Linked DNA regions of Homo sapiens: region 2 is linked to region 1. A link is a loop called in an ENCODE intact Hi-C map of the cell type or tissue named here. Cell type or tissue: PC-3. All regions are shown on one strand. Links, peaks and the distances in the headings refer to the core of each region. The heading gives the core; the rest is flanking DNA. Region 1 has its middle 130 kb from the start of FAM124B. Region 2 has its middle 110 kb from the start of SERPINE2.

Region 1 (15,892 bases), core at 5,424-7,923:
TTCTTTGAAAAGACCATACCCACTTGTTATGTGTGCTTTGAAACTAGACAGATTATGTTATATCATACCTCATTCATTTAATTTATCAATCCAGATACACTTCTGTTAGGAGCTTTGGGAGTGTGGTTTGATTTTTTAAAGCATCACACTGTGCCCATGTTCTACATTCCGCAATGCGAAACATGGACTTCAGCTTCTATCTTTCTTTAAGAATTAAGTTCTGTAGATAGGTTACAATGCTACAAGTGGAGAATAAGCAATATAAAGGGCTTAGTGAAATATGAACTTGGGAAAGTGAGCTGTTAGTGTCTGAATGATATTTTAATATGTCAAAATTAAGTTTTGACAAATCAGACTGGAGACATGTCATAGAATTTCATTAGTGCAAGGGCTTTTAGAGATCCTCTAGTTACAATCCCATCATCTTTTGGATTTAAAATATTGATGGCTCAAGCTTACATGACTAAGACTAGAGAAGTAATTTTCAGCCCTCAGAACTAATGCATCAACCTTTGAGCAGAATACCATCCTCCCATCCAAACTGACCCCGTACTGTTAGTTCCCCCATGGTACCCATCGCTGAAATACTTTTTGAAATTGTGCATTCATGAAGACATCTACATTTCTTTAGCTATTTTTTAATATATGATTTTTTATTCTATAAAGAAATTAATATATCTCATATTTGATTAATCTATAGGTGCATTGATTTCTATGTAATGTGTGTATTTGACTTTGCATTTTTTGTATGGCCTGTTTTATTAGTGAGCTAAAAATTGCCCTTTTAAAAATATGGAGTAAGGATTTTGTCCACAGGTTTTGTATGTATGCAAGAATTTTGCTTTTTCAATGTCATCTGTTTAAACTAGATGAACTTCTTTTCATCCTTTAAGTCTCATAAGTGTCAGTTTCTTGGAGAAGTCTTCCCTCATTTTTCAAACCTAGTGAGATGCACCTGTGCTTAAACCTTGGCATTGGAAACCTATACTCCTTCCTTGTAACTCTCAACACATTTGTAGTTAATTGTTCATGGCAGTCTTCCTTGGTAGACTCTGGACTCCATAAAGGCAGGGACCCCAACTGTTGCGGACCCCCATATCTCTCCATCATGTAGCATGCACATAGCAAGCATTTCTTCTCGTCAGGACTCTGGGTTACAAGGTTACAACTCACACCAACTTATGCAGGAAGAAGGAACCAGTGGCTCATGGAGCTAAAACGTCTGGAGATAAAAGTGGGTTGTTTCATCACAGCTGTGTTCCTGGACTTAAGTTTTGTCCTTAGGATGATTTTTCCTCTTGTTGCTCTTACTCTTAGATATATTCTGTCTTTGTAGTGGCCAAGATGACTCTGGTTGTTCCAGGCTTACCTGATCCTTGGTACCCCATGTCTCACAGGGGTATCGATTCAGCAAATATTCCAACGAGAGTTTTCATTGTTCTGCTTGGGTTGTGGTCTCATCCATAAGCCCCCCATGGCTGAAGAGCCTGGTGTTCTGACTACCTTAGTCAGGATTGGGAGACATTCCAAAAACTTGGAGCAGAGGTCAATGCCACCTGACCCATACAGATTGACAATGATTTCTAAAGGGAGAAAAGGAATTCTCTTATCAGAACAGGGGGAATGAATACTGGGCAAGCAGAAACATTAATAACAATATTGATGACTTATATTTATGCAGTGATCTATGTGGATTTACTATTTGTTTTTAGACAGTGTCTTGCTTTGTCACCCACGCTGGAGTGTAGTGGCGTAATCATAGCTCATTGCTGCCTTGAGTTCCTGGACTTAAGCAGTCCTCCCGTCTCAGCCTTCCAAGTGTCTGAGGCTACAGGCATGCACCACCATGCCTGGCTAATTTTTGTATTTTTTGTAGAGATGGGGTCTCACTATGTTGCTCAGGCTAGTCTTATACTCCTGGTGTCAAGCAATCCTCCCACCTTGGCCTTCCAAAGTGCTGGGATTAGAGGTGTGAGCCACTGCACCCGGCTTTTACTCATTTAAGATGTGCACTAAAATGCTCAGAAAACTGTTGTTGAGGGAATGAAGGAATAATACAAAGTTTTATGACTAAGGCTGGCCTATATTTCATACCTATGGTATATTGGTAATATTATGATTATATGATTATTACTATTACTATTTATTGACTGCCAGAAACTTTGCAACTGGATCCCTGTACAGTGATAAGTTAAGAGATTTTTCTATCGTTTATTACAAAGCAATCTGAAAGGCCAACATCTCTCTATTGTTTCTCATCCCATATGTATTTGAAGAACTTTGTACTTGTCTTTGTTTGTGGCTTGCAATTTGCATCTAATTTCTGGCGTTTATTTTTTTCATTTTAGCACAATTACCTGCTATCTCATTGTGTTCTCTTGGGTAAGCTGACCAAGTTTTTTCTTATAATTTTAATTTGTATTTAGAATGTTTACATAATTAATTTGGCTTCTTCCCACTCCTTCTTCACTTTTTCATATAGGATAGCTTCCCATCTCCCACCTCTAACTCTTGGGATCTTTTTATTGTTCTTTTGAGAAACACTGAGCTTCACTAGATGAGTTTTCTGTTAAAAGTCTAGTCCAAAGAGATTTTGCTATTTTACTAAGCCTATTAATTTTGGCATTTGCTTTGTTATTAATTTTTTTCTAACTTCATTTCCCCCATAGTTTTCTTAAGTATTCTAAATTCCACACTAAGACCTTCCTGTTTTTCCACTGAGTTTTAACCTTCTTTGAGGAAATGTAGCAAAGTTCTTAAAATGCATTCTTGAAATCCCTGAGACTGCGAAAACTTCTGCATGAGCATTCCCAGACACAATTTCCAGGGGAAAGGATGATATCTCTCATCAGAGTTCAAGTTTATGAAGCATGAATCTTTCAGAGCTGAGGTCCTCTCACCGCAATCCCGCTGGTAATTGATGAACTGATCTTCAGCTTCTCGCATAAAGGGTGAGGGCCAGGGTTTTTGTCATGATTGTGTCTTGGACTTTGGCCCTGTTCTCTATATAGGGAGGGTTTCAAAAGAAGAGGGCTCAGACTGTCAACAAACTTATCTTCTGTCCTGGGTCAGTGACTTCAGAGGGTCAACTTCTCAGTATGACACGGTCTTTGAAGACTTCTGTGACCCTGCTACTTTGTGGCACCCTCTCCAGATGCAGCACTGCCCACCCCCTGCCCAGCCGTGATTTATCTGCAAAGGTAGAACCCTCTCCTTTTCCACACATGCCTATTTAGGAGATTAGTGACTCATCATGTATGTTGTCTTTCTCTTTCCTGTATTCCTGGAGAGTTCTGGGTCTCCCTTTACTTCTTAGACTTGAATACATGTGTATGGGAGCTGGATGTACAAAAACCACATCAGGCAGCAAGCTCCTATCTTCTTTATGTCCTTATTGATGTTACTGTGCTCTGGTTATGCTCTGCCCAAGTATAACCATGTTCAGTCCCTGCTGCATGTTTTCCAGGCTGCTGGCACCTAGGCTCCTCTCTCCCTCACAATTCACCTGCAGTGCTAAGCAGGGCATTCTTTGCCCCAGCCATCACTAGCAGAACAGAGGAACACAGGGATCAGGTTGAAGCTGAGAGGAAGGACTCCCACAGAAGACTCTGTGCCATAGGAGTAACCAAGTTAAGGTTCAGACACAACAGACTACTTGTAAACACCACATTCTCTACATTAGAGGTGAGATGGAGGCCAATGCTGTAAACCCAAGGGTTCTGAGGCTGCCAAAAAAAGCGGGGGGGTTAAAGAATTTGGAACAGGATATAGTGATTTAGCTGGATTGAGATGTACAGCTACAGTTAGGCTGGATTAAAATGCAAGAGGTAAAGAAACAAAAGAAAATAATACCTGGGATTCTTCCCTATAATCTAAGACTTCCTCAGCATCATTACTGCAGGGTTAGTGATCTGCTAATAGACACTGTGTATGTGCTTGTTTGTGTAGTGATAGAAGAATGAGGTGGACACATGCTGATTGTTGACCAGTATGATTGGGAAGGGCATCAAATATCACTTTGGTCTTTATTGACTAAATATTTTGGAAATATACGTATTCCTTAGAGAATGAGTCTCCTGCAATTTCAATCTTCCAGTAGTAATCATTGTTAACAGTGTGATGTCTATTCTTCCTATTCATATATTAAAATAAATGCACATGTACCCACACATAGATATTTCATACACCAATGGGATCATCCATAATCCTGTTCTGTAGCTTGGTTATTCTGCTACCAATGTATTTTAAGTACCACCATTTAAAAAATGAATTTGGAAACAAAATATATGAATATTTCCTGAAAATTTTCCTGAAGAGCATCAGATTTGATTACATCTCTAAAGAAGCACCAGGGAGAAGTTTAAAAGATACTAATGATTAAGTCTGGAACACTTCTTAGAATCAATGATTACATTTCATAAACTCATTTTTTTTAAGTGAAAATCATGCTGGTACAGAATTAGATAATCTCAATGTGAAAATTGCAGCAGTCACCAGCTGACAACCAATGAAACACAGATGTAACTTTGGAGTGTGTTAGCTATTTAACAGGTTCAAATCAGATCAGAAATTATGAGAGTCAGATTAATAACTGAAATTCTAACATGTTCCACGGTGCATGCTTAACATTTTGCTCTCTTTGCCCTTGACATCCATTTTTAAAAACTGGCTGTGATTATTAAAGTATCACATTCTGAACTATAGTGTTAAGTTAACAAGCGATTACACCAGGGCCATCAAGGTCAAAGGTTGAAACCACATAAATAGTAGAAATTAATGAACTAAGACCTCTAGCTTCTAGGTTCCAGCCAACCTTTCTTTTTGATAAAACACTTTCTATTTTGAGAGAATTACAGACTCACAAGAAATTGCAAAAATATTACCAGGAGACACTGCGTACCCATCCCCCAGCTTCCTCCAGTTGTAACTAACATCTTACTTAACAACAGTACGTTATTAAGCCTAGGAAATTGACATTAGAACAGTACAATTAACTAGACTACAGATATTACTTGGATGTCACCAGATTTTGAATACACTCTTTTTTTTTACATGCTCTGTGCATAGTTGTATGATTTTACCCCACGTATAGATTTGTGTAACACCAGAGCTAACAAGACACGGAACTGCTCCGTTACCATGAGGGAGTTCCTTAGCACTACTCTTTTATGCTCAGATCCTTCTCTCCCTCTCTAAGTCCTGGCAACCACTGATCTATTCTCCATTTCTATAATTTTGTCATCTCTGTATTTTTGGCTTTATGACATTCTTTACTACCTCACAATCAATATTTCTGGTGCAGATCTTCTCTGAAATGTCCATCTGGTCCCATTCAGTCTTCCATATTTTGAGGCCTGGAGTTCCTTGATTCAATCAGCCATAAAGGTCACAGATGATCAGTGGTTGATACTGCAGTGAAGAAAGCAAGATCCGTAGAATCTAACGCCAGTGACAATGAGAACTGGACTCAGCCTAATTTCACCAATGTATTTCTGGGGCTATTGTAACAAAGTACTGCACGCTGGGTGGCTTAAACAACAGAAATGTATTGTCTGATGGTTTGGGGGCTGGAAGTCTGAGGTCAGGCTGTTGGCAGGGCCATGCTTTCCCTGAAAGTACCAGGGAAGGATCGGTCTTATGTGTCCCTCTTACCTTCTGGTAGTCTCCTGACTCATGGCAGCACAACCTGTCTTCATAGGATGTTCTGCCGTGTGCATGTCTTTACATCATGCTCTGTCAATACATCTCTCTCTCTGCCTCTCTGTGTCCACATTTTCTCTCTTATAGGGACACCAGTCATATCGGATTAGGGCCCACTCTAATAACCTTATTTTAACTTGATTACCTCTGTAAAGATCCTATCTCCAAATAAGGTCACACTTTAAGGTACTAAGGGCTAGAACTCCAGTATACTATATTTTTTGGGAGGACACAATTTAACCCTGTGAAGAAGTTCCCTGAAAAGAGATTTAGAAAAAAGAGGTTTTATTCCAGTGAAAAGTTGCAAACTGCAGAGATGTAGCTTCAGTATTAACTGGAAGTGCATTCCAGATAATAAGAAAAGGGTTTATTTTTTATAGAGAGTGTGCCCACCTAGGTTCCCTCTCAGGTCCTCTTATGTGAATGAAGGATTCAAACTTGCTTAGTTTTGATTGCTTGATCTTTGATGAGTTCTGATTGGTTATTTAGGTCACAGCCTATTAGGTGGTTTAGGTGGCATAAATAGGAACAGTGAAAGTCCCAAAGTTAAGCTGACCTGCAGGTTTTCCAAAAACTCAGGGCGTATCTGTGACCTTTAGTTAACAAATGGCCTAAACTGAACTATTGGAAACTACTGTCTACATGGTGAAATCCAAGAAAGATGGCCAGGCGCGGTGGCTCAGGCCTGTAACCCCAGCACTTTGGGAGGTCGAGGTGGGTGGATCACCTGAGGTCAGGAGTTTGAGACCAGCCTGGCCAACATGGTGAAACCCCATCTCTACTAAAAATACAAAAAAATAGCTGGATGTGGTGGTGGATGCTTGTAATCCCAGCTACAGGGGAGGCTGAGGCAGGACAATTGCTTGAACAAGGGAGGCAGAGGTTGAAGTGAGCTGAGATCACACCACTGCACTCCAGCCTGGACAACAAGAGCAAAACTCCATCTCAAAAGCAAACAAAAACAAAAGCAAACCAACAAAAAACCCAAGAAAGATCCTTTCTGCGGCTCACTTGGGCTCCGTCTAAGTTCTTGTTTCCCTTACAAGAGACTCACTTCTCTCCCAGTTAACTTCAGAAATGACCTCATCATCCCAGAGAGTTACCTCCTCTTCTGAAATGTTCCAAGAAAATGAACGTTCTTTAACTCTACAGTAAACATAATCTCTAGGCAACAGGGCTTCAATGCCAAAAATAAAAATGGAAGGCTTGGTTTTCTTATAGAGTGACTCAGCTTTTTGTTTGTGTAAGCTAATTTTCTCTGAACTAGAACTGCTGAACTATATAGTGTACATAGCCTGATAGATTGCAGACTAATAATGAGAGGTACACCACATCTTTCCGGCAGTTAGATAGAGGCAGTAGGCAATGAAGGTTGGAGAATTTTTAAAATGCTTTTTTCTCAAAACCAGTTTTGAACATGGGGGATTGCTCAGTATTTTCTCTGTTTTCTAGTGTTCTTTGTCTTTGCACATATTCCTTATGGTAGATTTACAAACAAAGCAAAATATTAAATAATGCCAAAAAATAAAAATTAAAAGTCTCAGCTAAAGAATTTTTAAAATCGTGCTTCTAAAAGGCATAAAGCAGAGGTAGCAAATATAACTTATTGATAATAATTATATCTATAATTTATTAAATACTGATTGTGAGCCAGGCACTGTTCTAAGCATTTTATATGCATACATTTATTTTAGCATATAATTAAGGAAACTTAAAAGCGGGTAGTAATTAGGAATTAACAGCATTCTGAGTTTTTAAGAAACATGGATTTTGTGTGGCAAAGTAGATGGTTGAAATGATCACACAGATGTAAAAAAAAAAATCGGGGAGGAATAATGGCACACAGAAAAGAGTAATGTATTATGATCTGTTTAAGACCATAGTATCGGCTGGGTGCGGTGGCTCACGCCTGTAATCCCAGCACTTTGGGAGGCCGAGATGGGCAGATCATGAGGTCAGGAGATCGAGACCATCCTGGCTAACACGGTGAAACCCCATCTCCACTAAAAATACAAAAAATTAGCCGAGCGTGGTGGTGGGCACCTGTAGTCCCAGCTACTTGGGAGGCTGAGGCAGGAGAATGGCATGAACCCGGGAGGCAGAGCTTGCAGTGAGCCGAGATTGCGCCACTGCACTCCAGCCTGGGCAACAGGGTGAGACTCAGTCTCAAAAAAAAGAAAAGAAAAAAAAAGACCATAGTATCATAAAACGTCAACTTATATAACTTATTCAGTTAAAAAAATGAACTTCAGAAAAAATTCATGAATATTGATCAATGATCAATGGCACTCCAAACTTTTTAACTCATACTGTTTGAGTGATAATGTATAAAAACGTTTTAGATCCTAATATACCTTTTTAATATTTAAAGATGGTCATATGACATTTTTAACCAAATGAGTTGGTTTAAATGAAGCATTTGGAAAACAGTAGCGTTACACAAATGCTGAACAGAATTATATTCATAAGATATTTAGAAAACTTAAGAGTAGTGACCATAACTCCTTCCATAGTAACAACTTTTTGAAGAAACCTGGAGTCTATTTATTTAGAGATGTTTTCTACATTTAGGTTTTGAAGCTCAAGTGACATGAAAGCTCAATGTGTTTTCTTTCCTACAGGTTATATGTGCCTCTTGAAATTAAGAAACAGACAAGCCTATTTCCTAGAAAATGTGGCAGGTTTTTTATTGGAAGTTGTCCAGTATAATATGGATGACACATTCTCTAAGATAAGAAAATGAAGGAAGAAGGGGGAAAAAGAGATGGAGAAAGGTGGAGAAAGGAAAGCTCTACTAGGTGTTTACTGTATGTCTAGATGCTGTAAATTTATTATAGAGGAAGACACATGGTGTACCATCTCCTTATAGTTAAATAATATTCAAACTTCCAGTCTTTGAGTAGCACTTGTTTAGTGTATAGTTCTTCCAAACTCAGTGATGAAAAATGTCTGTTGCCCACAATTTCCTCTTCTTTCTCATCTTTTATTCTAAATATACTTGGAGCTATTTCAGAGTAATAGATTCACTGTAGGACAGAATTTAACTATTTCATTATAATCATTTACTTTAAAAATTTTAAAAAGCTTTTTCATTAAGTATGAGTACTTCAAGCTCGACCTATTTCATGGTAACAATTAAAAGTAAATAGAAAAAAATTGAATTATGTCTTATGTAGACTGAAGAGTAAGACATGGGGAATTTTAATAATTTGAACAATTCCGAGTTGCAGGAAATATAAAAGAAAGTTTTAATAGAAAGACAATAACATTTTTAAAGCTCTTTTAATGTATTGGATCACGGAATAAGAAAGGTTTTGAAGTGGAAAACTTGTAAACTTTGATACCTCCAGAAAAAACAGCAACTCTTTTGGGAGATTAAGGCAATGTTTTTGAAGAGTATCAGAGATTCAGGGGCATGTCACTGAGTCTGAGGTGCCTAACAGAGGCCATCTCACCCATCCGGTTATCCTGTCCTGCCTTAGCCTGGGAAGCTGCCAAAGACAGGAAGCAAGAACAAGGACAGCCGTCTGATAGAACAAGGCAATGAAAGTGTTTTGCAACTTATGTTGACTTACAATTAACATTTCTTTTTGTTTGGAACTAATTATGAACGCACAAGAAGCTGCCAAAAGTGTACAGAGAAGTCTTATGTCCCCTGCATCCAACTTTCCTCAATGTTAGCATCTTACATACATAGCACATTATCAGAACGAGGAAACTGACACTGACAGAATACAATGAACTAGACAACAGATCTCACTCAGATTTTACCAGTTTTTATATGCACTCTTTTTTTTTTTGGATTGACATTTACAAGTTGAGAATATTTAACTCAAGTTCCCAAAGTCCTAGTCAGCAATGTCTCTAATACTTTCCCTCGCTCTATTCCTCCTCCTTCCTTGGTTCACTCACCTGCTCACTCTTTTCCTGCCTGGTTTCCATCCATTCCACATTGGTACTCATTTAGTACCGGGTGATGTGCTATGTGCTGGAAATATTAGTGAAGACAGAGAGTGGTCGTGGGGCCCTCACCCACCACCCAGCCATCTCTCCCACCTTCTCTGCCATCCTCATCAGATCCTAAACAAGCCATCTGATGAATCTTCCAGCCTACCATCTCCTCCAACCCACTCCTTCCTATACACAGCTCTAGGGTAATCTTCCTCAGGCACAGTTCTTAGGTCACCGTTTCTCTTGATAAAGAGCTTTTAGAAATCTCTTATTCACGTTGGTGTGCTGCACCCATTAACTCATCATTTACATTAGGTATATCTCCTAATGCTATCCCTCCCCCCTCCCCCCACCCCACGTCAGGCCCCGGTGTGTGATGTTCCCCTTCCTGTGTCCAAGTGTTCTCATTGTTCAATTCCCACCTATGAGTGAGAACATTCGGTGTTTGGTATTTTTGTCCTTGCGATAGTTTGCTGAGAATGATGATTTCCAGCTTCATCCATGTCCCTAACAAACCTGCACGTTGTGCACATGTACCCTAGAACTTAAAGTATAATTAAAAAAAAAAAGAAAGAAAGAAAAAGAAATCTCTTATTTACCAACAGAATTAACTAGCACAACATGTGTTTAGTAACTACTATAAAAAGTCCTATCCTTCCAATGTCCAAAACTCACGTTCTGGCCAAAGTCTACTATTTGTGGTTCAGGAACTCCTCTGCATGTTTTTACCTCTTGTTGCTCTATTCTCTGGAATGTCTCCCATCTCCCCCTGCAACAGATACATTAAGCGCAGTTCACGTACCACCTCCTCCATGAAATCTCTTCTGATGGCTCCAAGTAGATGCAATTTTCCTTTCTTTAATTGCCCCACCCCCAGTATTTCATTGGCAGTGTTTATTTTCTCCATCTCATTTGGCGTCAGACGGGTCTATTTCCGCTGCTAGATAATGCCTGCCTCTGTAGAGGGCGGAACTCTGCATCATTCTCTTGTAGTTTTTCGTTAATGTTTGGAGAACGAACATGGGTTTGGAGTCAAGAGAGAGATTCATAGTCTCCCTACTCCTGCAGGTCTCTTAGGGCTCATGTGCCTAAGTCTTGGACATTCAGTAAAATACTGCATGCGGAGTGCTTCCCATAGGGCCTGGCACAGGAAACATGTATGAAATAAAGTTTTCAAGCATGGGTAGAAAATGGTCTTTCCAAAAAAAGAGAAAACAAGTTTTGTAAATATGGCTATTTTCCAAGGAATTAGAGGTTCTTGGACTAGTGAACACCTCAGAATATCTAAAACAAGTGTTGAGTTCAGAACCCTCTGAAAGCTAGAGTCATTCTGAGAAACGAGCTGCCACTAACTCTTGACAACATGTGCTTGGAATAACACGGTCTGGCTGGGAGCAGAAACTCCCAGCTCCTCTCCCCAAACACACTTTCCAAGGATCTGAAACGGCAGAATCATCCACATCCTTTTTCTCCCCTCCCCCTCCTCCATACGCCTGGATATTTTACCTGCATGTTACCAGATGACAGTTATACTTTCCTCCTAATTCTCTTCAGAAATACTTGGTAGAGACAATTCTTGATTGTTTAATTCACAGAAAGACTTGGCTTATGATTTGCGTATGTGTTACCTAATTTGCATATCATTTATAAGTCTTTCTTTTATTAGCCTGAATGATTGAATTGAATCTGTATACATTTTTATCCCTCTAAGGGTACGCAAGGCCCACATTTTATCAGAATTCAATGGATTCTTAGGGATATAGGCATTTTTTTGTGATTTAAACTGTAAAGATTAAATCACTTTCTTATTTAAAGGGTTAGAAGATTCACTGACTTTGTAACCAGCATGCCTGGTCTCCAATTCAGCTGGCAGGAGCTCTCTGCAAAATGACAATCATTCCAAGACTTAGAAGCCAAATATTATGTGGGCAGCCTCCAGTTATCTGGAAAAAAGAGTTTAGAGGTTACTTTTGAGACTGATAAAGTTGTTCTGCCAGAAGGCCAAGATCATGTAATTTGATCTTTTGCAAACTTATGGGACGTGCACCAAAATAAGTTTGCAAGGAAAGGAACATTCAAGGATCTCCATCTATCCTTTATTGTTAATGAGTAATAATGAAACAATGATATGAATAAGGACTATCACAGAGCAAGGGCTTATCTTCTCCCAGACCTTAGACTAAGCAGTTTATACTCTTTCTCCTAGAAATTCTCAACAGTATTTCTATCTTAGTCACATTTTTAAGATGAGAAGCCCAGGCTTAAAGATTTTAAATCACTTGCCCAAAGCCACAGGGTTACTAAGGGACTGGATCAGGATTTAAAACTGAGTTTCTTTGACTAAAAGCTGTGTCTTAACCACTGTGATCTCATATATTGCATTTTCTGAACTACTTTTAAAAAAAGACTTTAAATTTATTAAATTACTTCATCCCCCTTGCTTTCTTTTCTTTTCTTTCTTTCTGAATTAAATGTTCACACTATCATGGGGAAAATATTGGATTTAGTAACCATCCACTCTCTCTCTTATTTACTTTTTTTGTTGTTGTTTTTGAGACAGAGTCTCGCTCTGTTGCCCAGGCTGGAGTGCAGTGGTGTGATCTTAGCTCACTGCAAGCTCCGCCTCCCGGGTTCAGGCCATTCTCCTGTCTCAGCCTCCCGAGTAGCTGGGACTATAGGCACCCGCCACCATGTCCAGCTAATTTTTTGTATTTTTAGTAGAGACGGGGTTTCACTGTGTTAGCCAGGATGGTCTTGATCGCCTGACCTCGTGATCAACCCGCCTCGGCCTCCCAAAGTGCTGGGATTACAGGTGTGAGCCACCACACCCAGCCATCTTATTTATTCTTAATAACCACACTTGTAGGACATTATCAGCTTCACATTTAAAGATCTGGAAACTGATGTTCAGAGAGGCCATCTCACCTGCCCTAAGTCACACAGCTCATATGAGGCAGAGCGCAGATGTGAGCCTGTTCTGAACATGACGGCACAAAAGTGTCTTCCTGGAGGAACGTTTAAAGGAAGCTTATGATGAAGCTCATTAAAATTCAAACCTTACTCTTCACACTCCAGATTCTTTCCCTTAGCACCTGTTGGCTTGTTGATTTTAGTGTATCATCCCCAATAATTTCTTGGGGTGTGCTTTGGAGTTAGGGAGCAGTAACAAGAGGCATGGTCAAGGATAGATTTTTCTCATTGATGCCTATTTTTTTTAAGTTTCCAAGGTTGTTGTTATTTATAAGAGATCTTATTATACCTTTTGCTTCATGACTGAAATCTCGTAACATTCTTAGAAATATGTGGGTTGGTAACTACAAATTTAAAATCTTTACAGCATGGAATTTTCTTAGGTAAAAAATCTTTTATTCTGAGAAGCGATCAAAAATAGATTTGCGGGATTTTGATGTGCCCTACGGGAAGGCAAGTGGTTATGTAGCTCTAGTTGAAAATTAATGTTTGTCCTTTGAAGAGCCAGGTAGGTGTGAAGAATGTGTATTAATTCCCTGATACCTAATATGATGTCATGTAACACCCAGCACTTGACAAATTATGGATTTTTTTGAGGCTTTTTCCCTCACTCAAGCAAATACTGCTAATCCATGCCTTGTCATAATGAGGCCTCAGCTACGCTGAATCCCCTGAAATGCCGCAATATAGGCCATGTGCTGGGAGGTGGTCTTGTCTTTCAAAACCAGCATCTAAAGTGATTTAACTCCACCAGAATTTCTCAAAGTGTGGATCAAGGACAATTTGCATCAGCAATATGTGGGATGGGCCTGGCACAGTGGCTCACGCCTGTGATCCCGGCACTTTGGGAGGCAGAGGCGGGTGGATCACTTAAGGTCAAGAGTTCGAGACCAGCCTGGCCAACATGACAAAACCCTGTCTCTACTAAAAATACAAAAAAATTTACCTGGGCATGGTGGTGCATGCCTGTAATCCCAGCTACTCAGGAGGCTGAGGCAGGAGAATCATTTGAACCAAGGAGGCGGAGGTTGCAGTGAGCCGAGATTGTGCCACTGTACTCCAGCCTGGGTGACAGAGAGAGACTCAGTCTCAAAAAAAACCCCAAAAACCAAAAAACAAAATTACTTGGGACTTATGTTGAAAATGCAGATTCCTTTTCACCTCAGAATCTCTGATTGGGATCCAGAAATTGGGTTCCCCAGCCAATACTTTTGCAGAGTGGAGTTTAAGACCTTATCTTCTGTATTAACTACTCCTGTCTATCCTTATCTTGTCTTTAATCCCACAATAAGAAAGTCTTACTGGATGTAAGAACACAGACTCATAAAGGATGAATACATTTCCTTTCATAATGTTATGTTTCTCTAGTAACCCTTAACGTATTAGGAGTCAGCTGCAGTTTCTCTCTGCAAAGTTAGCATTAGGGATGCCCAAGTTCACAGATGATTCAACCAGTAGAATTCAAAAAACATAATTTAGCAAATGCATTTGACCTCCATCCACACTAAAACTTTCAAAGATTTTAATAAAGCAGGAAATTTGAAATATTGGGTTTTTTACTCCTTTAAAAACATTTCTACAAAGGCCATTTATTCCTCTTATGCTGACTATCAACAAAAGTGTACACTTTAGGCATTCAGATGAGACAGGAAAAATGTGAGGATTCTTGGTGTATGTGTGTGTGTTCTGCCTCCGTGGCTTCCGTTAGGAATATTGCATTACCTATAACTGGGCAGGAACCCAGTCTGCACTCCTCTGTCCAGGATAATTTTTTTTTTTTCTATACAAAAGTAGTATAGGAAATTGGTTTAGGGTACTTTGTAATTTCTGAGACTCTTTCCCCTGGAGATGAGAGATGTTGATCTGAGTGCCTTTCTGCTGGATGAATTGAAATGATGGGGGTAGAGAGAATTATTAAGCCGGAAAGTAATACAGAGCCTTTCCCAGTCTCCCTGGGGGTCAGTTCTATTTTTCTGCATTTGCTGGTGGAAGTAGGGTGGAGTGTGATTGGAAAGCCAAGCTGTACTCTGCAGTTTAGTCTGCAGTTAATGTGAAGACTAGCAGCTGACTTCTCTGCAACGTGGGGAGGCTAAGCTTCAGTTGTCAGAGCCGACTGGGCCCCACAAAGCCCTGATTTACTGCTAAGCTGAAGAGACACTATGCTCCTCCCTAATTAAAACCACGTGGTCTATTTCTGTCATGAAAGTGTATTTTACCGTCAAGTCACTCCCTGTTTCCCTCCTCAAAAACCAAAACCAAACCAAATCCAAAACAAAAACCCCTCAAAAACTCTAGAAATAGATATATCAGCATGTCATAATACTGTAACTTCCTTGCTAAAACGGGTGTTCAGGGAAGGCACTGTCAGTTCCTAATGAGTATGTTGTTAGCAAATGTATTTTTCTTTCTAAGAATAACTCAGAAGGGACTTTTATGACTTTTAACACGTGAGGTGAGAAAAGTCATGGATTTCTGCCCAAATCCCTTTCTGGGTGCATGATGGCATTGCAGTTGGTGATGCCTTCATGAAAGGGTGAATTTACGTGAATGACTTGGTCAGTAACAGAATGTCAGAATATCCCTTCCTGTCCCATAATACAGCCCAAACATACTGCCAGGGCTGATCCTCCTTGACTATTCCATTTCATTAACCTGCCCCTCTGTTCAAAAACTTATCATTACTATTCCTTACGATTTCATCTTCTCAAATTTATAACATTCTATAATCTAGCCACATTCTACAGTCAATGGTTATTTCCACTTTTTTCTTGGATACTTATCTTGGATACACACTGTTCTTTTTTTTTTTTTTTTGAGACAGTCTTCCTCTGTCACGTAGGCTGGAGTACAGTGGCGCAATCTCAGCTCACTGAAATCTCCACTTCCAGGCACAAGCGATTATCCTGCCTCAGCCTCCCGAGAAGCTGGGACTAAAGGCACGCACCACAATGCCCAGCTAATTTTTTTGTATTTTTAGTAGAGATGGGGTTTCACCCTGTTGGCCAGGTTGGTCTTGGATTCCTGACCTCAGATGATCTGCCTGCCTTGGCCTCCCAAAGTGCTGGAATTACAGGCATAAGCCAACGTGCCTGGCCCCTGTTTTACACACTATTCTGAGAGTCTTGCTCTGTCACCCAGGCTGGAATGTAGTGGCACAATCTTGGCTCACTGCAACCTCAGCCTCCCCAGTTCAAGCGATTCTCCTGCCTCAGCCTCTTGAGTAGCTGGGATTACAGGTATGTGCCACCACGCCCAGCTAATTTTTATATTT
Region 2 (15,892 bases), core at 6,073-8,572, 120 kb after region 1:
AAACTATGTATCCAACAAAGGTCTAATATCTAGAATCTATAAGAAACTTAAAGACATTAACAAACAAAAAACAAACAACCCCCCCAAAAAAGTGGGCAAAAACATGAACAGACACTTTTTAAATCCATGCAGCCAACAAGCATATGAAAAAATACTCAACATCAGTAATCATTAGAGAAATGCAAATCCAAACCACAGTGAGATACTATCTCACACCAGTCAGAATGACTATTATTAAAAACACAAAAAATAACAGATGCTGGTGGGGTTGCAGAGAAAAGGGAACACTTATACGCTGTTGGTGGGAATGTAAATTAGTCCAGCCATCGTGGAAAGCAGTTTGGCAATTTCACAAATAACTTAAACAGAATTACCATTTGACCCAGCAATCCCATTTATATACCCAAAGGAATATAAATTGTTCTATCATAAAGACATGTATGTTTGTCACAGCACTGTTCACAATAGCAAAGACATGGAATCAACCTAAATGCTCATCGACGGTAGACTAGATAAAGAAAATGTGGTACATATATACACCATGAATTGTTACTCAGAGCTCATTTCTTTTGCAGCAACATGGATGAAGTAATTATGCTAAGTGAACTAACATAGCATCAGAAAACCAAATACTGCATGTTCTCACTTATCAGTGGGAGCTAAGCAATGAGTACATGTGGACACAAAGAAGGGAACAATAGACACTAGGGCCTACTTGAGAGTGGAAGGTGGGAGGAGGATGAGGGCTGAAAAGCTATCTGTTAGGTACTATGCTTATTTCCTAGGTGATGAAATAATCTGTACACCATGACATGCAATTTACCTATGCAACAAACCTGAACATGTACCCTGGAACCTAAAATAAAATATTAAAGAAAGAAAAGAGAGATGATATTGTTTTAAGTTGCTAAGTATGTGGTTATTTGTTATGCAGCAATAGCAAATGCGTCTACCCCGTTGCCTGAAATTCCCTCCCATGTATCATTTCTTGAAGGATGTATTAGTTTCTTATTGCTGCTGTAACACATTACCACAACTGCATGCCTCACACAACACAAACTTGCTATCTTACAGTTCTGGAGGCCAGGAATCCATACCAGGTCACACTGCACTAAAATCAAAGCGTCAGTGGGGCTGAATTCCTTCTGTAGGCTCTAAGTCAGACTTTGCTTCCTGCTTTTTCCAGCCTCTAGAGGCTGCTGCCTTCCGTGGCTCATAGCCCCTTCCACCAATCACATCGCGATGACCTCTGCATCTGCCGTCACATGTCCTCCTCTGACTCTGACTCTCCTCCCTCCCTCTCTTACTTATAAGGACTTGTGTGATTACACTGGGCCCCCTCCAATGATGCAGGATAATCTTCTCATAGTGAGATCCTTAATTACGTCTGCAAAGTTCTTTTGCCGTGGAAAGTAACAACACAGTCACAGGTTCCAGGGATTGGAAAATTGACCTCTTTGGGGGCCATTATTCAGCCTCTTGTAACAGGCTTCCCTAACTTTGGTCTGCTTTTAATCTTTCATTTTTTGCTACTTGAAAGTGAGTAATACTTTTTAGAAAGAGTTTCTTTTCCAATCTTACCCATTCACTTACTCAGTATTTATTAGATGCCTATTTCACAAGACCATCCTGTTGTATAAATCAATAATTTATATAAATGGCATCCCTTCTGAAGTTGTTCAGTCTACACAAACATACCAGATGACTCTACTCATGCTTGTTAGACATTGAGAAAGAGATGTAGTGTAAACAAAATGACAAATCCCTGCCTTTATTTATTGAACGACTGCAGGAGGCTAGGGTGGTGTCTGGGCATGTGAATTTTCTAAAACTCCCTAGGTTATTCTGATTTGCACTGAAACATGAGGACCACTGAAGCCCTCAGGCCTGACACTACCTAGACCTCCTGAAGCAGAATCTTCATGGCGGGGGTGGGGGTGTCATAGTCCGTTTGGGCTGCTCTAATAAAATACCACAAACTGAGTGGTTTATAAACAACATAATTCTTTTTCTCATAGTTCTGAAGGCTGGGAAGTTGGAGATCAAGGTGCTGGCAGATGCAGTGTCTGCTGAGACCCACTTTCTGGTGTCCTTTCATGTTGGAAGGGGCAAGGCAGCTCCCTGGGATAGCTTTTATAAGAGCACCAATCGCATTGACGAGAGCTCTACCTTCCTGGCCTAATTACCTCCCAAAAGTCTTCATCAGCTCCTCATACCATCACCTTGGTGGTTAAGATTTCAACATAAGAATTTTGTAAGGGACATAAACATTCAGACCATGGCAGTGGGGTAGAGACAACTGTCTTTTGAAAATCTCCCTTATGTAATTATGATGGACACAAAGCCTTGGGTTTGTCTGCTTGAGACACGATGGTCTATCAGTTGGTGCCTAGAGGGCATGAGATATGGAAATTATGTTTGATGGAACTGGAGGAAGGAAAGAGTAAGGTAAGCAAGTGTCCCTGGGAAGCCCGAGGGAAGGACATATCCTCCAAGATCAGGGAACAGGAAGGAGTAATATAGGGAGAAAACCCATAAAGTAAAATCCTCTTCTCCACTAGGCAGTGGTGGTGACAGGGGCAACCTGAGAAAGGCTAGATGTTGGGGCATCTGTCTCCATTGTTGCACATGGGATCCTTAGTATTCTTAATAGTTGAAGGGACCAAAAGTGAGGTATCTGAAGGCCAGATAGAATCTGTTTTCAGAAGGTTGAAGAGAGACATGTTGAGGGGATAATTCAGAAGGGCTGTTTATACTTGTCGAGGCTGTAAAGAGCACAGGGAAGATTTTTAGAAAACGATTTTAACAAAAAACAAAATAGGAAAATGGAAAGTGTATTCATCACCATTAAGAGCAGAAGAGCATTTGGGAGGCCGAGGTGGGCGGTTCACGAGGTCAGGAGATCGAGACCATCCTGGCTAACACGGTGAAACCCCATCTCTACTAAAAATACAAAAAGTTAGCCGGGCGTGGTTGCGGGTGCCTGTAGTCCCAGTTACTTGGGACACTGAGGCAGGAGAATGGCGTGAACCCGGGAGGCGGAGCTTGCAGTGAGCCGAGATTGCGCCACTGCACTCCAGCCTGGCGACAGAGCGAGACTCCATCCAAAAAAAAAAAAAAAAGTAGAAGAGAAGAGAAAATGGCCTCTGAGAAGCACTTTAGGGCACAAGTCAAAGCGGCAGAGGGAAGGCAGGACTGTTTATAAAAGCTAAGTTGGAAGGACACTCACTGTGAGAGGGAGGCAGCCCGGGCTCAGAGGCCCTGGGCAAATGCAAAACCATCTCAAGGCCACGAATAGCAAGAGACTGGACTCCAGGCACCAAGAGGAAGTCAAGGGCCGGAGCTCTGGCCTGGGTCAGGACTGTCTGTGCTTCTGCTCAAATCCCCCAGGCAGGGAGGAAAATCTAAGGGTCTGATGAATGTCTTCTCATTGTTTACATGGTGAATGCCATGTTGTTTGGTATCAAAGCAACTTTTAACAACATTAACAGAATGTTTAAAGAAAATATGCATTTGTAACACCAACTACCTAATCTAACAGCAGAATGAAATCTTCGAGAACAACTATTTTGAGGATTGACATTCACACATATAGGCATCAAACTCCTATTCTGATTCAGAAAATAATTATTCCCTTAAAACATCTTGCTTTCCACATCTAGTTGCATGGAGAAAGATGTGAAATAAAAGTCAAGTCAAATAATGCAAAATAAAAGCCACAATTACACTTGGATAAGTGAAAAAAAAGAAAAATAACTCTTAATTTCACCCCTGAGAAACAACATTTTCTGTTTATACATGTATTTACACTTGTATTTCCTAATATCATACTGTACATACAACTTATTTTGTGCACACACACCACTTTATATAATTGGATCATCTTTTTATGTCATTATATGTTATTCTCCTGCCACACCAATAATAATGCTTATTTAGTAAGATATTGTATGGATGTGCTGTTTCTCAAGGTTCTCCATAAGCAGGTATGCATTTCAGAGTTTAGCAGCTGGGTCTTCAGTCATTTATTAAGAACTGAAAAGTTCATTCTCAAGGCTAAATAATAAGTGTATTAACATTTATTTAACCAGTAACCTGTTATCTGATATTAAGGTAGTCTAATTGTTTGATATTATTAAAATGTTGTTGTAGATACATTTGTGGTCAAATTTATTTCTTTTCATATCTCAGAACATTTTTAAAAATTAAATTCCTGGAAGTATAAAAGTTAGGTCAGAAGTTATACGCATTAAGAATGTATTGAAAATGTGCCCTACCGAGAGAGTGAGCCAATTTATACTCCTGCCAACAGTATGGGAGAGAGCCTGTTTTTCTCTACCCTCACCAATATTGGCTATGGTCATTTAAAAATTATTGCCATTTAAAAAGTGAAAAATGCTATCTCATTTTCAGTCACGGCCTTTTGATTACTCATTAGATTAATCTTATGTTTTTGTCTATTTATATATTTTTCTTTATGAATTACCTGTTCATAATGTCCTATGCTTATTTTTCCTGGCAAAGGTGTTAAACATTTATTGATGGGTTGATATTTGTTGATATTTGTTGATTTATAAGATCTATCGATTTCTAAAAAGTATAATATACTCTATATATTAAGTATATTAACCCTGGTCTGTCTTAGATGTTGTGAATATTTTTCCTAGTTTGTCATTTACTTTCTAATTCTGCTTAGGGTGAGTTGGGTTTGGTTTGCTTTGTTTATTTTGTTTTGAAGCCTAGTAGCTTTCTTTTTTTTTTTTTTTTGAGATGGAGTCTCACCCTGTTGCCCAGGCTGGAGTGCAATGGCGCAATCCTAGCTCACTGCAACCTCCCCCTCCCAGGTTCAAGTGATTCTCCTGCCTCAGCCTCCCATGTAGCTGGGATTACAGGCCCATGCCACCGCGCCTGGCTAATTTTTTGTATCATTAGTAGTGACAGGGTTTCACCATGTTGGCCAGGGTGGTCTTGAACTCCTGCCCTCGTGATCTGCCCACCTGGGATTACAGGCGTGAGCCACCATACCTGGCCTAGCTTTCAATTTTTTAAATATAACCAATATAAATATAACAAACAAAAATATCCATTTTTGTTTCCCTTCTAGCCTTCTCCTTTTGCTATTATATTTTAAAAAGCCCTCTCTACTACAAAATTATTTAAATATTGGCCTATGTATTATTCTAGAATTATTTTGGTTCTCAATCGGTTGAACTTCTTTTGGGTGTAGAATATAAGGAAAAGATCAAATGTTTATTCCCAAATATCTGGCCAAATGTCACAACACTCTCTATTAAATAAATCATCAAGTTCCCTTGTTTGAAAGCTACTCTTTCCATGCAATGATATTAGCTAATCCTTATTGAATAGTAACTATGTCCCAGGAACCATGCTAGGTGCTTTTCATGCATTAGTCCCCTTCATCCCTACCCCATGAGTTTCTAATATTATCTTCACTTTACTGAGGAGGAGATGAGCACAGAAGGATTCAGTGCCTTAGGCAAGATCACATAGGAAGTAGAAAGCCAGGAATCAAACCCAATCAGGCTATCTTCAGAGCCTAAATTCTTTCAATACTATACTATACTACCTTCATAAGTTTTGATATATTCTTCAGCTTATTCTGGACTTTATACTCTGTTTATTTATTTTTTCTTTAATTATAGTATCATTACCTTTACAACTGTATAATCTATTTTACTATCTGGTTGGGCGAGTCCCCTATGACTCAGAGCCTATGCCTTGGGTTCCTTAGCTTGCTCCGCACACCAGGATGTCATCACCAGAAGCAGGCTGGACACAGCTCTGGATGCTAGAACTAGAAGTCCCTTCTCTGGGGCTACTTTAGACACTTGAAGTTGGAAATATTAGGGTATTCTGTTAGCACTTCCATGTACTTCCCAGAAGAGCTTTGAAATTCAGGTTGTCGATGCTGGCTCCGTCAAGTCCCTGCTCTGATCCAGTCATTTCCATGGTCATTTGGAAGTAAAGGCATTGGCTCATAACAGTCTTCAGCTGGAACCCCATTATAATTTTTAAAGTCTAAATGTATATTTCAATGCTGCCTCTTTTAAGGGCAGTCCCTTTCAACTTCACCTCCACTAACTCTTGGTGCTCTTCTCTCAGTTCATCTGGGCTATGGCCAATACTCCTTTCCTCTCCCACTTGTTCCCATTGGCCTTCCAGGATCACATCCCTCCCTATGTCACAAAGGGGATTGGGGAACTTCACCCCAAACTCTATGGCTCCCAGGCACAACGCGTACTTTGAATTAAAGGCCCTTAGAGATTATCAGGTGCTAGAAGAGACCTTTACCATATCACATAAAGGCTGGACAGACCCACCAAGGAGAACAATTGTTTTTTTAGTCCTTCTGCTCCTGTCTCTTAATCCTCTACTTCTTCTAAATGACAAGCTGAAGCTCTTTTATCTGCCTATAGTCTGGACCTACCAGAGAAGAAAACAATGACCTCTGGTCCCTTCTCTGAGTTTTCATTAACTGAAACCGTATCACAGGAAGGAAGGCTAAATCTGTCAACAAACCCAGACAGACTTTTATCACATACCATTGTACACTCTGCAGGCCCAACAGACTTTGCCCGAGGCCATTGTGTGTTCATCAGCCCATTGAATTCTTCTAAAAATCATTTACCATCCCCCTAAAAATCAGCCATACTTCCCCATCTCCCTTTCTGCAAAGAAACAGGGTATATGAGCCTATGTACCTCCATGGAATATGAGGCAATCGCCCTGTGATTCTCCCTGCGTGCATGGTGGTCATAAATTTTAAAGCTCTTTCTATTATTAATCTGCCTTATTTAGAGTTAATTTTCCAGGGATACCTCTGAGGGTGAAGGAGAAGTTCTCTTGGCCCCAAATATTGAGACTTTGACTCACCCATTCCCCATCAAGTCCCTGACCATTCACCCACAGAGCTGTTGTACAGTCTCTACTAACTTCCTGAAGGCCAAAAGAAGAGAGCAAATTCCAATAAATAGCAAATGAAGTTCTGACCAAGCTACCAAGCCCAGCAATGGGTCACGTGCTCTTTAGAACATCCTTTCATGTTTCCAGAACAGGATGTGATTCATTCCCAAGGCGGCGTCCTCCCAGTCACACACACCAATAAAGGAGAGCTTGGGCCAGATACAACAAAATCACAAACAACTGCACAAAGGGTATGTTTTCCCATGGAATGTGCCCTATGATATTATGCAGCAATGTAGCCTTCTATTTCCATATTGCTTAAGCCTACAGTAAAGTTAGCTTCTATCTCTTGAATTCACAGCAGGTTGCAATGCTGTGGGTGCTTGGACTGGGCTGAGTAGTGATGGTGATGCTGGTCTGAGATTTAAAATATTTGACAACAGGTTTAGTCACCCCACAGGTTGATGATTAAGAAGAAAATTGCCAGAAGACACAATTGCCAGAATTTAGGGGAAGACTTCCCTGGGACTGTCAATTCTTCCAAAAACAAACCAACCAACAGACACCCCCACGGCATTTACCATAGTGCCTGGAACACAATAGGCTGTCATTAAATGTTCCTTTAATATGAAGAGAGAATATGTTTCATAAATGCAAAGGAAATCATATAGGTTGTATAAAGTTAATGGTTAAAGACCCAACATTTCAAGCCTAATACTTTTTGAAAAGAAATTCAAATTAAAATTTCTTTAAAAAATGTTAATGAACCTCACTTGAAATCTTAGGGGCTTTCCTTGGCTTTGTGCTACATTTTAGAAATTAGATAAAGAAAGAAACCTGGAGGTTTATGAAAATTTTGATTTATATAATTACTTTTCAAAAACCATGTCGTATCTTGCAAGACCTTCTAGGCTCTGTGCCTTTGTGCAAGTCTGTTTCTTTATGCTTGATTTGAAATTATTTTAGATAATACACATTGATTGAATGAGGCTCTTTCCCCTGAACCCCATTTTCCCTCAGCATTCCTCTACCATGAAAACATGTGCACACTCAGACACACACACCTAACATACCAAGGACATTTTCATCAAAATATTTGATTGGATTCAACTGGATCTCCTTCATTTTACAACTCAGTTTGAGAGTCTAGGTACAGACAAGCTCAAATCCAGTCTTATTTTCATTTATACCCTATTACATTATTTATTAGATAATGGGTTGTTGTCCCTATTGTAATCCTGAGTGAAAATTGGTATCCCTGACAGAGTAAATAAATAGAGGGAAAACCAAAACATTTTCAAGTGAATCACTACATTTCTCATTGAATGTATAGCTATATTTTGCAAGTTTCCTTTTTATTTTTATAAATTGATGATCCCCCAGGGAAGCATCTACACAGACAGCGTCCCATATAGACAGTGTCTCACATGCTTTAACCTCTTACTTCAAGTGACTTGTTGGCAAGTGGTCCTCCAAAAAGAGACTTGTTCTATTTCAACTTATTCTGGTTGTGAGAGCCTTGATGTAATGCCTCAAACTTGTTTTTTCAGTAAAGTGTGTGGATTTTAAGCATTGTTTAATATCAATAGACTCAGGAACTGGACTTATTTTCTCTTTTTTTAAACTCTGTGAAATTGCACAGGTTTTGGTGATTTCTGATTTTTCACAGGTTTTTTTTTAATGTTTCCTAACAAAGCAATTATTAAAAGCCTTGACCCTGAGTCTATCTCACATGCTCCATTTAAATTTACTTCTATGAAGTGGCCCTCTTTTAAGACAATTAGGAAGCTATTCAGTAATTCTTTGAATTTAACCCCTAACATATTCATAGCTGGGTTCTTACAATGAAGTTTCTTTGTCAGAATCCCACTACCTTTAGAATATTTTATTAGGATTTCAATATTTCCAAATTTAGAGGCATAAAATCTCAAAACAATCTTGGCAATATGTTCCAGTATGAACAATATGTGGCGCTGGGTGCAGTGGCTCACGCCTGCAATCCCAGCATTTTGGGAGCCCGAGGTGAGTGGATTGCTTGAGCCCAGGAGTTCGAGACCAGCCCAGGCAAAAGGGCAAAACCCGGTGTCTATTAAAATAATAATAATAATAATACAAAATTAGCTGGGCATGGTGGCCTGTGTCTATAGTCCCAGCTACTCAGGAGGCTGAAGTAGGAGGATCGCTTGAGCCAGGGAGGTGGAGACTACAATGAGCCAAGATTGTGCCACTGCACTCCAGCCTGACAGCCTGAGTGACAGAGACAGACTTTGTCTCAAAAAAAAAAAAAAAAATTATAATACCTTACTCAGTAGAATATTCTGATACATTTCTTAACTGAAACATACATCATCTTTATTGACCCCACTTCATAACACAAGTGCTATCATTCTGGTCGAGTCAGAAGAGGTGGTGCTAAGACACCACTGCCTGTTTGGAGGACTTCTTATGTGCTGGGCAGTTCCAGAAGCACCCATGCATGGGAGGCTGTATCCAGGAGTTGAAGATGATTTGTGGAGTGGTTTTCTTAATGGTTGCTGATTCCTAGAATTGCTTAAACAGTAAAAGCATAAGCCTATGTTACTAGGCTCTATTTATTAATGAGCCTTTGGCTTTGATTTTGGCTTGATTGATTAAGCTCATTGCCATCCATAATCCCCAAAATTAGTTGTAGAAAGAGTGCAGAAGAAGACCTTGTTGAGGAGCACCAAGATGACACTCAGTAAAGTACACAAATTTGCGAAAATTTTGCTTCTGATATTCATATAATCCAATTTTCTTGATATTTAGAAAGAAATATATTCCTTATCCTCCTCCTGCCACAGAAGAAAAAAAGGTTTACTTGTTGCTTTCAAATGTCTATCAAGATCATTACATTTTTTTCTTTCATTTACACATGTAGCAGACAAGAGGTAAGGCAAAGTGGAGTCCTTACATCCCAGAAATGTTTTATCTGACCCAGTAAAACAATTTTGTTTTGATTTTTCTTTTAAAGCCAATATATATTTATTATGGGTTTTGTATTTTTGTTATTTTCCAGATGTTATTTAGTCTTTGATTTTCTGTCACCATTTACTGGCCAGAAGAGGGCTCAAAAGTGTTGGAAATTCTAGACAACTCCTGTTGTTTTCTTTCCCTTGAACTGATTTGTATATATTAACAATTGTTTTTGTAAATTGCTTCGTGGGATCTTGGGTGTCACTTTTAGCTGTCATTTTTTTTTTCCTTTTTTATACACTTCACAGGATAGCAGTATTTACTTTTATGCAGCTCAGATTTCATGGTTCAGCAACATTTGTTCTAATGACAAATCTCCTGTCTTTTATGCAGTGAGTCAATGACACATTTGGAGTAATTTGATTAATACACTACTTTTTAAATAGTCAACAAAACCCCATATTTCATAGCTTCACTTCAACAGGAAAAAGTTTACATGCTTCAACTGTTATGACAACCTTAAGTCATATCTGAAGTATTTTAGAACATTTATCTCCATAGTCAATGCCTACTTTATTACTTCCCTTATTTTGTTTTTCTTGTCACTCTTTTTTCCCCTTCTATTACTTTTGGATCATTTATAAGAGCAGTTTCTACGTCAAATTTAGTACACTGAAGTTCGAGGTTACATTATTCAAGATGACTCATATGAGGAAAAGTAGATCCAGACATAAGCAACCCTTTTGCCCTGGGCAAGTCATTTAATTTTTGTGAAACCCAGAAAAACAGATTGAAGATCTCTAAGGTTGGTTCAAAAGCTTGCTACATCACCGGAACCCTAACCAGAATCCATTTTTCAGCCTGCAGGCAGGCTAGCACCATTGCATCAGAAGAAATTTTTATTTTTCCTTTCTCCATTAGCCAAACATATATGTACTATATTCCACAATAGGCTAGTTACTGTTACCTAAAGCCCTGTAACTTCCAATATTTCCTGTAGAAATTCAGAGTCCTTAAATGGGCAATATTTTTATACAAGAGTTTTCTCTGAGCAATCCCCACACAGCAACCTCGCTCACTCTGCAGTCACCAGGGCTGGGCATATTATAATTCTGTGCTCTCTGGATAACTTGGCCAGGCGGGTATGGCAGCCTGCTTTTGGTCCCTAGTCATTGTGCTTCCCCTGGAAGTTAACAGGGAGCCTTCTCCTAGAAGTTAACAGAAGTTCTTTCCAATCTGGCCAATGATTACAGTTTGTAGTAAAAAGTACACGTTTTGAATAATGAGATGCCTCTTTGCCGCCAGAGGTTGGTTTCTCTTCAAAAGAGCTCTGCGTATAAAACCTCATTCATCTCATCTTACGAATCAGAGCCCCATTTCCCTTGTACAATAGAAAAGCCAACATATAATATGACAAATACTACTTCTAATTCTACTGTCTTTTAACTTTCATATCATTGCTTTCCTACTTTGATGTGCACACTAATTATCTGGAGATCTTGTTAAAATGCAGATACTTGTTTAGTCTGGGGTAGGGCCCAGATTCTGTATTTGTAACAACGTTCTAGGAGCTGCTTGCTGTTGGTGGTCTGTGACCACTCTCAGAATAGCAGACTAACCAATAGCATGCATTGGGCATTCCTCACCTGTTCAGGGATAGATAAGGTACTCAGTTGTTCTAGTAAGGCAAGAAATACAGTCAAATCATTTAGGAGTATTCACAAAAATCTTGCTCTTATTTTATCCCCCATTCCAAGTGAAATTGCTTGCTCAGCAGTTCCAACACACGGCCCAAGGGCTGATCTCAATTTCCTTAAACTACTCCTGGAGTAGAAGAAATCTCATGACCCCTAACGAGTTAACACTAAACTTATTTACTACTTTAAAAAAAAAATCATTATCTGAAAGATCATACCCTAAACGAGCCTGGACAAAGGCAACACGATTATTTTACATGTCTCTTATAACGTTCCTATGGATATTCTAAAGTTTCTTCACTGTTAATTGTATAATCTCCTTAATTTATTCAGAAGAACGCCAGTGCTATCCCATCAATCCACCTGTGTTTTGAGTGCTCATTATGCTGAAGTCACTGGGAGAGGTAAATGATGCAACAAAAAGCAGACAATACTGTTCTTTTCCTTGGACACAGGTTCATATTGAATGCTTACAATGTACCAAAGATTTTTCTTGGCTCTTTTTGTAATTTGCCTCTTTGAATTTTTACAAAGCCTCCGAAGTAGTTATTATTATTATTTTAACGTTATAGGAACTGGGGACAAGTTGCTTGTTCAAGCTCACACAACTAGCAAATGGTGGATCAGAACTTTAACTCAGAAAGTCAAGCTTAGGGCAGGGCACAGTGGCTCACGCCTGTAATCCCAACACTTTAGGAGGCCAAGGTGGGTGGATCACTTGAGGTCAGGAGTTCAAGACCAGACTGGCCAACATGGTGAAACCCCATCTTTACAAAAAAAAAATACCAGAAAAAAAAAAATTAGCCAGGTGTGGTGGTGCACACCTGCAGTCCCAGCTAAGGAGTCTGAGGCACGAGAATTGCTTGAACCTGGGAGGTGGAGGTTGTAGTGAGTCAATATCATGCCACCGCACTCCAGCCTAGGTGACAAGGTAAGACTCTGTCTCAAAAAAAAAGACAGTCAAGCTTGGGTGCATGGATTTTCAAACAGTATAGTCTACTGTGTATATATCTCATGAGCACAAATGTAAATCTACCTAATTCTTGCAAAGAATTTTGATGAGTGGAGCTGAGGGCTAGAGAACTGCTTTCCCTGTAAACAAAGATATTGCCCTTTCCCCTCTAGGGCAGAAAGGAGGATGTGGGGCTTACTGGGCAACCAGGTCTGGTCCAAGCCCAGGTGTCTGTGCTTCCAAGCTGTGTTACCTTGGGCTGGCTCTTTCATCTCCTTAAGACTTAGTTTCTGCTATGGATGGAATATTTGTGTTCTCCCCAAAATGTGTGAGTTGAAACCCTAATTCCAATATGATGGAATTTGGAGGTGGAGCCTTTGAGAGGTAAGTAGGTTATGAGGGTGAACCAAATACTTCATGTTCTCACTTCTATGTGGGAGCTAAATGGTGAAAACTCATGGACACAAAGAAGGGAACAACAGACACTGTGACCAACTTGAGGCTGGAGGGTGAGAGGAGGGAGAGAAGCAGAAAAAATAACTATAGGGTTCTGGGCTTTGTGCCTGGGTAATGAAATAATCTATACAACAAACCCCCATGACACGAGTTTACCTATGTAACAAACCTTCACATGTACCCCTGAACCTAAAATAAAAGGTAAAACAAACAAACAAAAAACAGCCAGGCGCAGTGGCTCATGCCTGTAATACCAACAGTTCGGGAGGCTGAGGCAGGCGGATCACATGAGGTCAGGAGTTAGAGACCAGCCTGACCAGTATAAAGAAACCTCCATCTCTACTAAAAATACAAAAATTAGCCAGGCATGGTGGTGCACGCCTGTAATCCCAGCTACTCAGGAGGCTGAGGCAGAGGAATTGCTTGAACCTGAGAGGTGGAGGCTGCATTGAGCCGAGATCACGCCACTGTACTCCAGCTTGGGTGACAGAGAGAGATTCCATCTCAAAAAACAAAACAAGACAAAACCCACACACACACACACACAAGCAACCAACCAATAACAAAAAAGAATGGTGCTGTCTTTATTTTATTTATTTATTGTTTTTTTTTTTTTTTTGAGATGATGTTGCACTCTTGTTGCCCAGACTGGAGTGCAGTGGCTCAATCTCGGCTCACTGAAACCTCTGCCTTCCTGGTTCAAGCTATTCTCCTGCCTCAGCCTCCCGAGTAGCTGGGACTTCAGGCGTGGCCACCACGCCTGGCTAATTTTTTGTATTTTTAGTAGAGATGGGGTTTCACCATGTTGGCCAGGCTGGTCTCGAACTCCTGACCTCAGGCGATCCACCCACCTCCACGTCCCAAAGTGCTGAGATTACAGGCATGAGCCACTGCGACTGGCCTAGGGCTAATGCCTTTAGAAGAGGCCAGGCAACTAGCTCCTGTCTCTGCTCTCTCCCATGGAGGATTCTAGAAGTCTGCAGTAGGCAGCCTGGAAGAGAGTCCTCACCAGAATCCACCCGTGCTGTTAGACTGATCTGGAACTTCAGCCTCCAGAGCTGTGAGAAATAAATTTCTGTTGTTTATAAAGTACCTAATCTATGGTACTTTGTTACAGCAGTCCAAACAAACCAAGATAGTTTCCCTCCTGCAAAAGGACATGAAAACAATAGTACCAATCACATATAGGTGTTACTATAGGTAAATGAAAGAACACATCTACAGAACAAACCCTCTAAAGCATTAACTGACAAAGAATAAAACAGTGGTTAGCAAGGATAGGAGAGGGGGAGAAGGAAGTGGGAAGATGTTGGTGAAAAAAGGATACAACGTAGCAGACATGTAGGATGAAACAGTCTGGGGCTCTAACGTACAACCTAAGGACTAGAGTTAATCACATTTTATTGTATTAGGGATTTTTTGTTAAATAAGTAGGGTTTAGTTGCTCTCGTCACCCCAAAAAAGTAACTATGAGAGAAGGTGGGTGATATGATTTGGATCATGTCCTCACCCAGATTTCATGTCTAATTGTAATTCCCAATGTGAAGTGGGGCCTGGTGGGAAGTGATTGGATCATGGGGATGGTATCTCACAAATGGTTCAACGCCATCCCCTTGGTTCTGTTCTTGTGATAGTGATCGTGATATAGATCTGGTTGTTTAAAAGTGTGTGGTGCCTCCCTCCTCACTCTTGTTCCTGCTCCTGCTATGTAAGACGTGCCCGCTCCCTCTTCTGCCGTGACTGTAAGTTTCCTGAGGCCTCCTCAGAAGCCTAGCAGATGCCAGCATTAGGCTTCCTGTACAACCTGCAGAACTACAAGCCAATTAAACCTCTTTTCTTTATAAATTACCCAGTCTCAGGTATTTCTTTATAGCAATGCAAGAACTGACTAGTACAATAGGTTAACTTGCTTCACCACAGTAACTATTCGACTGTCTATATGTATCCTATTGCATCATGTTGTAAACCTCAAATATACACAATAAGATTTATTTATATAACAAATAAACAAAGATCAAAATAGTGATTGCTAGTTAATATTAAAGAGGGCCACAATTCAGATGTCAGTGTGGACATGAACAGCAGGAGGAAAAGACCTTGTGCAGGGACAACCCATACACAGCTTGGTGGCTGGAGGTAGAGGGCAAAGAGAAGGAAGAGGGGAAACTCCTGGGGTGAAAGCCTCATGACCAGGGAGAAGGGGGCCATCGATTCAGGCAAGGATGTTAGAAGGAAGGATAAGTTATGATAGAAGACACAATTCATTCTATGTAGCATTTACTATGTGCTATTTACTATTCACTCTCTGCTAGATGCTTTATAGCCACTGCCTTATTCAGTCCTCAACACTAGAAGTGAGCACTATTTATTATTATTATTATTATTACCTCCCCATTTTACATATGGGAAAAATAAAACTTAAAGAGGGTAAATATTCTGCCCAAGGTGACCCAGCCATTTGGGTCTGAACCCACCAATCCGAATCAAAGTCATGTTCTTTTATTTTTTGTATAAGGGGTACAAGTGCAGTTTGGTTACATGGATATCTTGCATAGTAGTCAAAGTCATGTTCTTAAGCACTATGCTGACCACAGGTGGGTGATAAAGCGGAAATAAGTATGGAGCCAAAACTGGTTTCTCTCTCCTCTATATCACAACCTGTATGTTTGGATTCCACCTTGCATTAGGGTAATGTGTTATTTCCTCTTCCAGATTATAAACTCTCTAAAGGCAGACTTTGAAACCCTTGAGTTCTCAGTGCCCTGGACTCAGGAGGCAATCTCCTATCTAGGGAAAGAAGGAAGGAAGGAAGGAAGGAAGGAAGGAAGGAAGGAAGGAAGGAAGGAAGGAAGGAAGGCAGGCAGGCAGGCAGGCATAAATAACTAGAAAGAGTCATCAGGACTAGACAGAAAGATTTTGATGCCATTTG

What was found. Peaks named below come from ENCODE experiments on the same cell type or tissue, not always from the same donor. Only the 100,000 strongest peaks of a DNase experiment are listed, where the experiment ranks them.
Region 2: it touches region 1 in a loop (5-fold over the local background); 7 of 110 quality-filtered maps call a loop at or near these places.

The regions. Positions count from the first base shown.
Region 1 is chr2:224,259,629-224,275,520 of GRCh38, reverse strand. No RefSeq gene overlaps it. Among named protein-coding and RNA genes, the nearest start is that of FAM124B, 130 kb to the left of the region's middle. RefSeq lists an enhancer at 15,371-15,871. In PC-3, for the core only: no CTCF peak of the experiment used is centred there; a DNase peak (open chromatin) is centred at 6,880; H3K27ac peaks cover 1,460 bases.
Region 2 is chr2:224,137,237-224,153,128 of GRCh38, reverse strand. No RefSeq gene overlaps it. Among named protein-coding and RNA genes, the nearest start is that of SERPINE2, 110 kb to the right of the region's middle. In PC-3, for the core only: no CTCF peak of the experiment used is centred there; a DNase peak (open chromatin) is centred at 7,078; H3K27ac peaks cover 1,986 bases.